2 separate regions of the Mus musculus genome follow, and region 2 is linked to region 1. The links are chromatin loops, found by intact Hi-C in ENCODE. Cell type or tissue: left cerebral cortex. All regions are shown on one strand.

The links. Hi-C counts contacts between places; a loop is a spot of excess contacts. Peaks named below come from ENCODE experiments on the same cell type or tissue, not always from the same donor. Only the 100,000 strongest peaks of a DNase experiment are listed, where the experiment ranks them.
Region 2: a loop joins it to region 1, with 2.1 times the contacts of the local background. A loop is called at or near these places in 2 of 42 quality-filtered maps.

The regions. Positions count from the first base shown.
Region 1 is chr10:119,801,845-119,806,844 of GRCm38, reverse strand. The region is part of intron 1 of Grip1 (glutamate receptor interacting protein 1); the gene reads right to left. It overlaps Gm51815 (a long non-coding RNA gene), which reads left to right. Exons shown (of 3, transcript XR_003949037.1): 3 at 1-5,000. Among named protein-coding and RNA genes, the nearest start is that of Gm51815, 15 kb to the left of the region's middle. In left cerebral cortex, a CTCF peak has its summit at 3,013 (motif pointing left); a DNase peak (open chromatin) is centred at 3,012.
Region 2 is chr10:119,866,268-119,871,267 of GRCm38, reverse strand. All of the region lies in intron 1 of Grip1 (glutamate receptor interacting protein 1), which reads right to left. Among named protein-coding and RNA genes, the nearest start is that of Grip1os1, 16 kb to the right of the region's middle. In left cerebral cortex, no CTCF peak of the experiment used is centred here; a DNase peak (open chromatin) is centred at 1,948.

The DNA.
Region 1 (5,000 bases):
TTTGGGACCTTCTATGCTATTTTGAATAATGATACCATTTTCCATTCCTACCTACAGTGTCTAGGGTTCTCCCCCCACCCCCACCACATTCCTGTCATTCTCTGAACTAGGTTTTCGAGGGACATTCAGGAGCTTGCTTGATCCAAAGGGAATCCCAGGAGGATGAGACTTTGGGCCTGGCACAGGCTAATGAAAACCACCAGCCCTACATCCACTGCTTACAGGAAGAAACAAAACTGGTGAGCTGTGAACAGAGCCCCAAAGTAATGGCCCAATTTACCTTTGAAATATAATAAAATGTCTTTTAAGCAGGAGATTAGAGACTTTCTTGGCATAATCCACAGCACAGGACAGCTCTGGAGTAAATTTACACCCTGTCCTTCCCGCTCCCCACCCCCCTCCTTTGGTGTTCCATTATCAATCTCTCAGCGGGGCTGGGATTTCAGCAGAATTGGAAATAACAGCATTCTGCAAATCCCTGCGCGGTCCTGCTGTCCCCCCTTCTCCCCCATCACACGCGGATGCCTCTGAGCTGTTGCAGATTAAAGGTAATTCTCGGTCATTACTGGTGTCATTTATCACCCTCCCTGCGTGTTTCTTTTGTGCAAACCTTGAGGAAGCCTCACTCATTTGTGGAAGTTCAGACTCTAAGTGGAGAATGAAGCTGTGGCCTTTTTTCCTTCTTTTTCTCTTTCCTGGGCAGTACTTCTAGGTGTTTCTTAGGATACAGCCCCTTCCACTGCTGCGACGATGACAGCCAGGGCCAAGCTTGTCAGGAGACAAAAGACAAGGCCATCTATCACCATCATTTGGAAATCTCATCTAGCGAAGGATTTATGATCTGCTGGGGTTCAGAGGAGATTAAAAGAAAACAAAACAGAGGTTGAATAAAGAATGTCTGCTGGCACATGAAGACGAGAGGGATTTCAGAGGAGACCCGAGGTGATTGGCATGCAGTCAGACGTGCCACATGACCCAGGACACTGTGCCACACCGGCGTGGTCGGGGAGAGTTGGAGACTGCTAAGTGGCATGGTTGTGCCATTTGAAGAGCGGCCCACCTCCGGAACATCTGATGTGGACAGGAGAGAGGGGCATGCATACAGAACTGTGGAACCAGACTCTTATGGTCAACAAGCTATCCTATAGGCTAGACACAATGACAGCCTCGTGCCTCAGCCTTCCTGGTTTTCCATGAAGGGGTTGGTTGTTATGATCTTAATTCAAGATGTAAACCTAGAACTCCCTCCCCGTTAGAAAGTAACCAACATTCAGTAAATGCTAGGCTGGCCTCCCAAAAGCCACCAGTGACCCACTCTCATTGAACTGTCAAGAAGGGTAGAGAAGTTACCAAGACTATTTACAATAGCCTCAGTACAGGGGTGCTGCTGGAATGTGTTATTGCCACACATGTCGCCATGCCAACAGCATCTCTCTAGTCATCCTAGCCGTTCCAGAGAGCCAGGTCTTAAACTGGACGGGTGAAACCTCTGTCTTAACTGGTTATCAGACTGGTGGCTTAAGGGACACTTTGTAACCTATAAATGTACTGGTTTTGCCTGAGTGGAATTTAGAAATGACTCAGCTGCATAGCTCACTACAACTTGTGCTTCTTTTAAATGACACACACACGGGGCTTGCCTTAGAGAATTGATACAAGTTCACCTCACCTAGTGCCTACAGTTTTGTACGGTGACTCTCGGGGGGGACTGAACAACAGAACCCACCTCTTCTAAATGTGGACCAAATACGTCCCAGATTTCCCCAGTGGCTTAGCAGGCTTCTTACATCCACTGTAGCTTGTCTGAATCTTCTAGGGACTTAAGATTCTTGTCTCTTCTTATAGGTTCCCTTGGGTGATGCACCTCCCAGATACAGTTTCTTCCTCTTACAATGTAATTTGATGAGATACACCCCTCCACAGCTCCTTCTGGGACCAACACCCCCCCCCCTCCGCCCCCAGCTACCCAATGGAGCCTCTCTTAAAAATCCACCAAGTCCAGTCTCTGCTGCCCACATACTCTTGGCTATGTGGCCTTCACTGGAGGGTGGTCCACTCACCGGGGGTTGCCCTCTTGAAGAAAACTGATATGCCCCCTTTAGCAATTATTACTTCCCAATAGCTGCTGAGATGGGGGTGGGCGCTCATGCCCTCTTCTCCTCTCTAGGCTGGATTTTTGTTTTGCGTGAGCTTGTACAGACCTTGCACGTGACGCCTCAGCTGCTGTGAATCCACACGTGCAACTGCACCACGGTATCCCCAAGACACTGTTTTCCTGTCGCTAACTCCTGCTCTGATCTTCTTACAAGCTCCCTTCCCCTTTTAGTGCATCTGTCAACCCTCCCTAGAGAGAAGCTTCCCTTGGCAGTCGACAGTGATCCACACAGACACCCACAACTGCTCAAGGTACAGAGAGTCAGAGACTCTGCAGTGCTTGGTCTGAAGGAGACATCTTTGGTCTTACAACCTCTCCTCCCAAGGCACAGGCGTCCTCAGGGAAGAAGAGCTGGGAAGAACGTAAGAGTCAGATGCATATTTTAAAGCTCCAAACTGGTCCAAGGAGGCGCTCCTGCTGGTAAAATGCGCACCTGCGAGTGGCCCTACTGTGTGCAGAACTTCCAGGAGAACCACAGGTTTGCTCTAAATCTTACAAAAAATGCTTCTTGCTTTATTGGCTTCGTGAGGGACAGGGAAAGCCCATACTCGCTCTTCCTCAGGTTACAGCTATGTCAGGGAGGTACCATGAGTCATGAGTAAGTTACTCGGGTGTGGAAAATGAAAGACTCTGATTAGGAGGATGCTTGTGAACAGATGACAAATGTAGAGGGTGACGTCATTGCAGTCAAAGTCTCCATATTTACAAACATATGCACTTACTCTATCATTTCACTACCTAAACTCTCCTCACCTTTGTCACTTTTCTCACATAGAAAGCCACTTACTTATAGCTCTGGTGGCATCACTGAGAGCATTAAGGTAACATCCATTGTCAAGACACTTTACTGCCATCTGCTGGTAGAAACATGCCATTACTCACTACATACTCTGGCTAAGATGTGAATGGTACCCCATCCATCAGCTCTGATTTGGACAATGTCTGACCACTCCCAACAACCTGTGAGCTCTGAGCATCTCCACGAGGGGGAGCAGCGGAAAGCGGTTGCTACGTTGTTTTGAAGAAAGAAGTTTAAGGATAACTTTAATACTCAAAAGAGAGTGGAGTTTCTGCGAATTAATTATCTCTTTCCCCAGAGCACTTTATTCCTTTCTGTGGTTGTGAAAACCAGGCTTTGAATTCTATTCTGACCTGACTGTGCTAGAAGGGACATGGGGATGCTATGTCGTCGTAAATGTTTGATATGACTATGATTTTACTGCTCCCCATATCTGCCAGAACCAGCTTCTTCAGCCGACAGTGAAGAAAACAGAGAATGCCTACCAGCAAGGCTTGTATTACTGTCAGGGGGAATGCTTGATACAGCACAATCAACAGCGATATTAACTGCTGTTGACTCCGGAGGTGATATTAATTATTGATGCCGTTCCTGTGATCTCACGTTCTTCCCAATGTGCAGAGACATTGTTACTCTAGTTTCCCATCTTACAATCACCATTATTGAGACGTTTCTATGTCACAGAGGTAGACCAGAGTCTGAGTCTGCAACTCTGCGAACAGGTACCCTGTGGCCAAGGGCGGAGCCAGTGCCAGGCTTAAACTAGTTAAGATAGTCTGCTTTCACACTTGAACTGGGCCTGATGGCTCCCTGGACCCTTGAAGTCTTATGGAGGTCTGTTGATGATATTGTCATAATGCCATAAAGGAAATGGAAATCATAGAGTAATGACACAGAGAATGGCTTCTTGGTCCTCTATCTACATCACTGTCCTACTGACGTCATGGCGACTTCAACAGGAGAAACGCACTGGCTAAGAGAATCCGCTTCGGGAACTAGCTGAGTTGCTGACCGCAGAAGGGCACAGCGCATGTGCAGAAGACCCTTACGCGCCAGAGAGGTCTCTGCTCAAAGCACAGTGCTGACAGAGCACGCAGCCCAAGCCTTTTCTTCCTAGCATCTGTTTATACAAATTCTGACCAGGTGGCAAACTCTTCCCCTCTGCTCTCAAGCAACAGGATGCAGGACAGAGAACACCTGTTCCAAAACTGCTCTGATTAGCTGGAAGCTGGCAGGTATAGCAAGGGCTGAGGGCCACTCGGCAGGAGAGGATCCTGCTGCCTTGTCAGCCCTTGGCTCTGCTCCTGATCTTGGCTGTAGTCCCTGTCGGTGGCTAATGGGATTGATCCACGGGCATAAATCTTTAAACTCCTGCTGGCAAGTGCGACGTTATCTTATCCAAGGCCACCACAGTGTGCCACTGCTATCTAAAAGCAAATGTTTCCAACTTGAGGAAGATACTGGAGGTGCAGGTAGGGGTGTGATGCCCTCCGCTCTCACACAGCTTCCGGGGAAAGTGTGTCATTCAGGTGATTGTGCATGCACACGTGAGTGGACGTCTTTCATGATTTATGTATGCGAGTTTGCTTAGAGAAGGTAATGATAACCAAGTCAGCACGTGCTGGTTGGAGAAATAGAAGCAACACTCCCAGGGGAAACTTAGGGGAGCAATAAATAGAGGGGGAGGTGAAGAACACTGTGGGAGAGTATCCTAGACAAGGGAGTGTGTGCAGGACGGAGGAGACCGAAGCTCCATGAAGAAGGAACAACATGGGAGATTGGAGATGGGGTCTGAAGGGAAAGGACAGAGCTCAGGGAAGAAGGGACAGAAGAGCCGAAGTGGGAGGAGTGGGTGAGAAGCTGGTGTGTCGTTGAAAAGCCCCATCAGGACAGCCCACTGCAGCATGCATGCACTGGACACTCCTTAGGGTGTCTCAGCCATGGTCCCTCAACCCAACAGGCACACACATTTCGGCCGGCCCTTTTAGGTTTCTAAGGATAGAAAACTCTCACACAGAATGCTGTCATGTTAGTATCTGCTTGCTG
Region 2 (5,000 bases), 64 kb before region 1:
TCCACTCTCGCCCCTTTTCATATGTCCCCTGGGAAAGACGGCTCATCATCTGGCTTTCCCTCATGTGGAATTCCTCACACAATAGAGCAAAAGTTACGTGGAAAGCACATTTTTCTTTTGGGGTTCTCATTTGTAGGGGAGCACTCTCCCGAGTCTATTTCATTTACTACGGGGCAGCATTCGAAAGCTGACTCGTTCCAGAGAACCTAACACTTACAGCTAATTTCTGACATAACATTTGGAAATAGCTCCAAGTGAAAACCCACTATTGGCTTTTGCTGTCTTTATGAGCCAAATGCAAACCGAAGCCCAGGCAAAGGACAATTTACCTGCAAAACGTGTACTTTAGTCCCATTCCAGAAATGTTAAGTTTGGTGCAGGGCTTGTCGTACTATTATTTACTTGAAACAAAAAGCTTGAGAGGGTCGAGAAGCAAGGCACACGCGTTTACGTCTATCATGACCCTATGCTCACCAGTGTGCAATCTGGCAACAGGTCTCCAAATGAGCAGGTGGTTTGCTATGGGTTCCATGGTGTGCCCTACATTATATTAGCTTCATCTAATTAGTTCATAGTTACTTGCATAGAAAATGCCCCCACCAGCTTATGGGTTTTGACACATGCTACCCAGGTGCAGGCTTGTGGAACACTTGGGATATGTGGTATAATGGGAAGAAGAGGGACAAGTAGGGATACACCTTGAAGCACACAGCTAGGCTCCCTGTGCTGGCCGTTTCCTGACCCACTGAGATGTACGGAGTTCCAGCCACACTCACTCGCCATACGCCTTCATCGCCGTGATGGGCTGTGCTCTCTCAAACTGCAAGCCAAAAATCCTATCTCCCATAAGGTGGTCCTTGTTGTCCCCGGTCGCCGTGATGAAAATAACCAGTGTCTCGGTAAATCTCAAGTTATGTCTCATGTGTGCATGCTTTCACTGTGCCCTCCCCCAAACGGCACTCGCTCCCTGATCTGGGTCTGTGCCTTACAAATGGGAAGTGTCACACATATGTTATCTCAGGTAACATGGCAACCAGTGGGTCTCTGCACATTCTTCTCTGGCAATCTCTGGTGCTATAAATAAATCTATGATAGCACCAAATTATGGAGAATCTTTACAAGTGCATTTTCCTGAGCTCCCTGTGAGTCCCCCAGTTCCTTCTTATCACTTATGACAGACAGCTCAGCTCAGCTCAGCTCAGGAAGACGACTGTTTCCAGGGTTTTCCCAGCAGCAGACGGGGACTGTTCAGCCGCATGTCCTGCCTCGGTACCAACAAGGAGACTGTGGTCCTGACCTTCAACACAACAACCAAATGTAGCAGATCCTTGGCTCATGGATTGAGCAGTTGCCCGAAGAGTCTACTGAATGATTTCCACGTGTCAAGCACGTACCTGCCAGCTGTGGAGCCGACTTCGGCAGGCTCGCACTGTGGCTGGGGAGGTCAATAAGACAAATGATAGTGGGAGACACCATGTTCCTCTATAATAGTGGTTGCTCTTGGTTTTTCTTCACTATTACCAGTGTCTGGATTACCTAGGGAGAACATTGCTGCCTTATCCTGGATCTATGCTGTTGGACTGGGGTTAATTCTACCTGTGCTTAGAGAGGGCTTTGCTGAGATCTAATACTGGCCAATCAGATCCCTCTGTACCTGGGTGCACAGTGACTGGTTCCGGCCTCAGACGCAGTGCCAATCCACAAAGAGTCTTTTCTTGGGAATGGAAGGTAGGATGGAAAGTGTTTTCCTGGAGCTTCCAGGTAAGGGCATTGGTTGCTAAAGTCTGGTGACCTGAACTCAGTCTTCAGAATGCATACTCTCGAGACGTGCACTGACTCTGATCCCTGCATGCGCTCCTTGGCAATCTGTGCCCACACACACACGTCTTAAACACCCACACACAGTGACAATAAATACATTTATGAATCATTTTCCTTCCCACTATGGCTGCCTAAGAGTAAAGCCGGTCGGGAGACAAGGTAGGGAGAACCAGAAGACAGACTGGAGGAAGGGGTCAGGGAAGCAGAGAGAGCTAAAGGAAGCGATTCCATCATCGGGGTGGTTAGCCTTGGCAGTGGGCCAAGCTCAGAAGCTGGTAGGGGAAGTGCAGATGTGTCACCATCCAGGCAGTGATGGACTCTGCCTGGAGACACAGGGGAGAGTGACCCCCAAGCCACACTTGCCTTCCTGAGGCTACCCTCCCCAGGAGGATGCCTCGTTAGCTCTACCATGTCCAAGAACACAAACCCGATGACGAAACACCAAGCCTAGACACTTGAATATGCATTATGATTTTGAACCTAGTGCCGGGTACCCCTCTACACAGTTAACTTGTGCTTTTTTTCATAGAGTGGGCCTGCTGCTCGCCTTTGATGCGCCCTGCAGGTACTAAAGGCAGAGAACCCTGCAGAGAAACCTAAGACAACTCAGTTGTTTTTCTCCTGTTCCCTTCTCTCCTCCTGCTCCCAGTACCTCATCAGACCTAAACACAACTGCCATAGCGCTTTCTAGGAACAGCTCTTGTCAACTCAGGTTTGATTTTCTTGTTCCATGCTCTGGAAATGTTTGTTGGTTTGTTTTCTGGGTACATCTGACAATACCTGGGGTATTTTTGATTGTCACAGCTAGGTGGGAGGTTACAGCCTGCATCTTGTGAGTAGAGGCCAAAGATGCTGTTTAATATTGTATAATGTATAGAAAGCTCCATACATTGAAGATTCATCTGGCTTAAATGCCAATAGGGCTATGCTAAAATATTTATGAACTATAATGATCTAGAATTAGTCATCTGTTTTGGTAATTTAAAATAATTTTAGTACGTGTGTGTGTGTGTGTGTGTGTGTGTGTGTGTATGTGTGTCTGTGTTGCTTTCTCCTTCCATGTGAATTCCAGAAACCCAACACAGGTCCTTAGCTTGGTAGCAAATCCCTCAGCCTGCTGGCCCCCAGTTTTTACATCTTTCCCCTTACAGTAAGTTCCTAACAGTCATGGATAGAGTCTGCTCTGAATCTACGTGTTAGAGTCCCAGAGACTCCCAGTAGAGGCACAATGCTTACTTGCCAAATGCCATCATTAAAAAACAAACAAACAAACAAACAAACACCCATTGCCCAAAACATTACAGCAATTCTGACAAAAGATTGCATCCAAGTCCCCATTCCCCCTTTGTTCTACACAGGGGCATCAGCAGACAAAATTCATCTCCAAGTCTGCTTCTCATATTCTACCAGCAGATGTTCTGAGTTGCAGGGTAGTACTTTGGTCTACAGGATGCAGCCTGGTCCATGTGGAAACATTGGCCTTAGGAGATCCCTAGGGTGCTGACCCAGATTATTGAAAGGCCCATTGGCATCCCTCCCACTCTGAGCTTGCCGTGCTGACAAGCCTGAAGCCACATGGAATGATGCTAAAGCCATGTCACGGTCATCATCTATCCAGTTATTCAAAGTGGCACCGTGGAGGTCTGCCTAGGGCCACAGGAGACAGAGGCTCCTGTGGAGCAGATTGGCTTCCCTCCCCAGGAAGAGCTTGGATCCCACTGCACTGTGTCTTTAGTGACTGAAACGTCTTAATTTCTATTTCCAGTCATAACATTTGCTTTAAAGCTTCAATTCAAGTGAACATTCAGCTAAAAATCTTTTTATATAGGAAGCTATTTCTGGAAAAAGAGGTACAATGTAAAAAAAAAATCGGGGGAAAGGTCCCAGTTAATTATTAATCCAAATCTAAAACAAGGCACTAAAATATATTTCCTACGAACAATAAAAAGTAACTTGACTTACAGGCTGAAAGTATGTCCTTAAAAGCTAGTTACTAAGTCATATTGGACCCACTTCATCTAAAGATGCCGACCTTCTCGCATGAGGCAGAGAGCTTTAAATATACATGGAGCCTTCACTTGAAAGCTTGCAAATTCATTCATCTTTTATATTCTATATTGAAATTCTGTGCAGACAATGCTTTAAGATTACCATTGCATACAGTACAGCTTAGTTTTAACTTAGAATGCTTGTTCCTCTCAAATCCTTCTGTCTCTGGTTCTCACTCTACCTAAACACAGGCAGGGTGTGTCAGGGGGGGAGTTTCAAGCACGTTTTCTATATTTTTGTTCTTGTTGCTGTTTTTTTTTTTTAATTTGGCAGCTACACTTAAGTTTGGTTTTCTGGATACTGAGAGAATATAAACACTCAGAATCTATCTTCTCTAATCTAGCCTCTCTGGGATTTTTATTCTGGTCTCTAGCTTTAGAGAACCCAAACCCTTCTAGTCTAGAAAAAAATGTAGACTTTAGATCTTAGACCAAATAAAATCTGTGTGAGCAAATGAATGGATTCCATGTGGCAGATGAAGGGTGAGGCCCCATGAAGCCAGTTAGAAGTATCATGGTAGATGCCTCCCGAATTCCCTGGGCATAGGCATCCTAAATATAGCTGGGTACTTCGGTGGCACTGTACACGCCATGAGAGTATGCAGAAGAGAGGCAAAGAATGGTTTGGTCACTCTTAAAGCACACATCAAAATCAGAACTCTCTTAATGCAGTTAATGGATAGTCTCAGATAGGAGAACGCAACGTCTACTTGTAAGATTATACAGGGATTATTCTTAAAAAGAAAAGGCCTAAGATGATTCTCTGAAATGAAAGCCCTATGCATGTGGGAGATATTTGTAAGAACAATCAAAAGGAAAGGAAGGAAAACCTTCTTCTATTCCTGTAATGGAGTCGCTGGAATTTCCTTGGGCATGGGATTGATTGACAAATCATGGGATCCAGAGCTAGTTCTCATTCATTTCTCTCCCGTCAAGCATCTTGCATGTCGGGTGCTTGCCAAGTGGTTCCCCATTGATTCTGCCTACTGTCCTGATTAAAGAGATCTTAAAGGTGCTCTTCAGACAGAGCCCAGAAACTCATTGGCAAGGGAAAAGAATTCAGCTCTCTATCCAATCTCTGTAGAGCGTCTAATAGTCAGATCAAAGGCGTCGATAGAGTATAATTGCTTT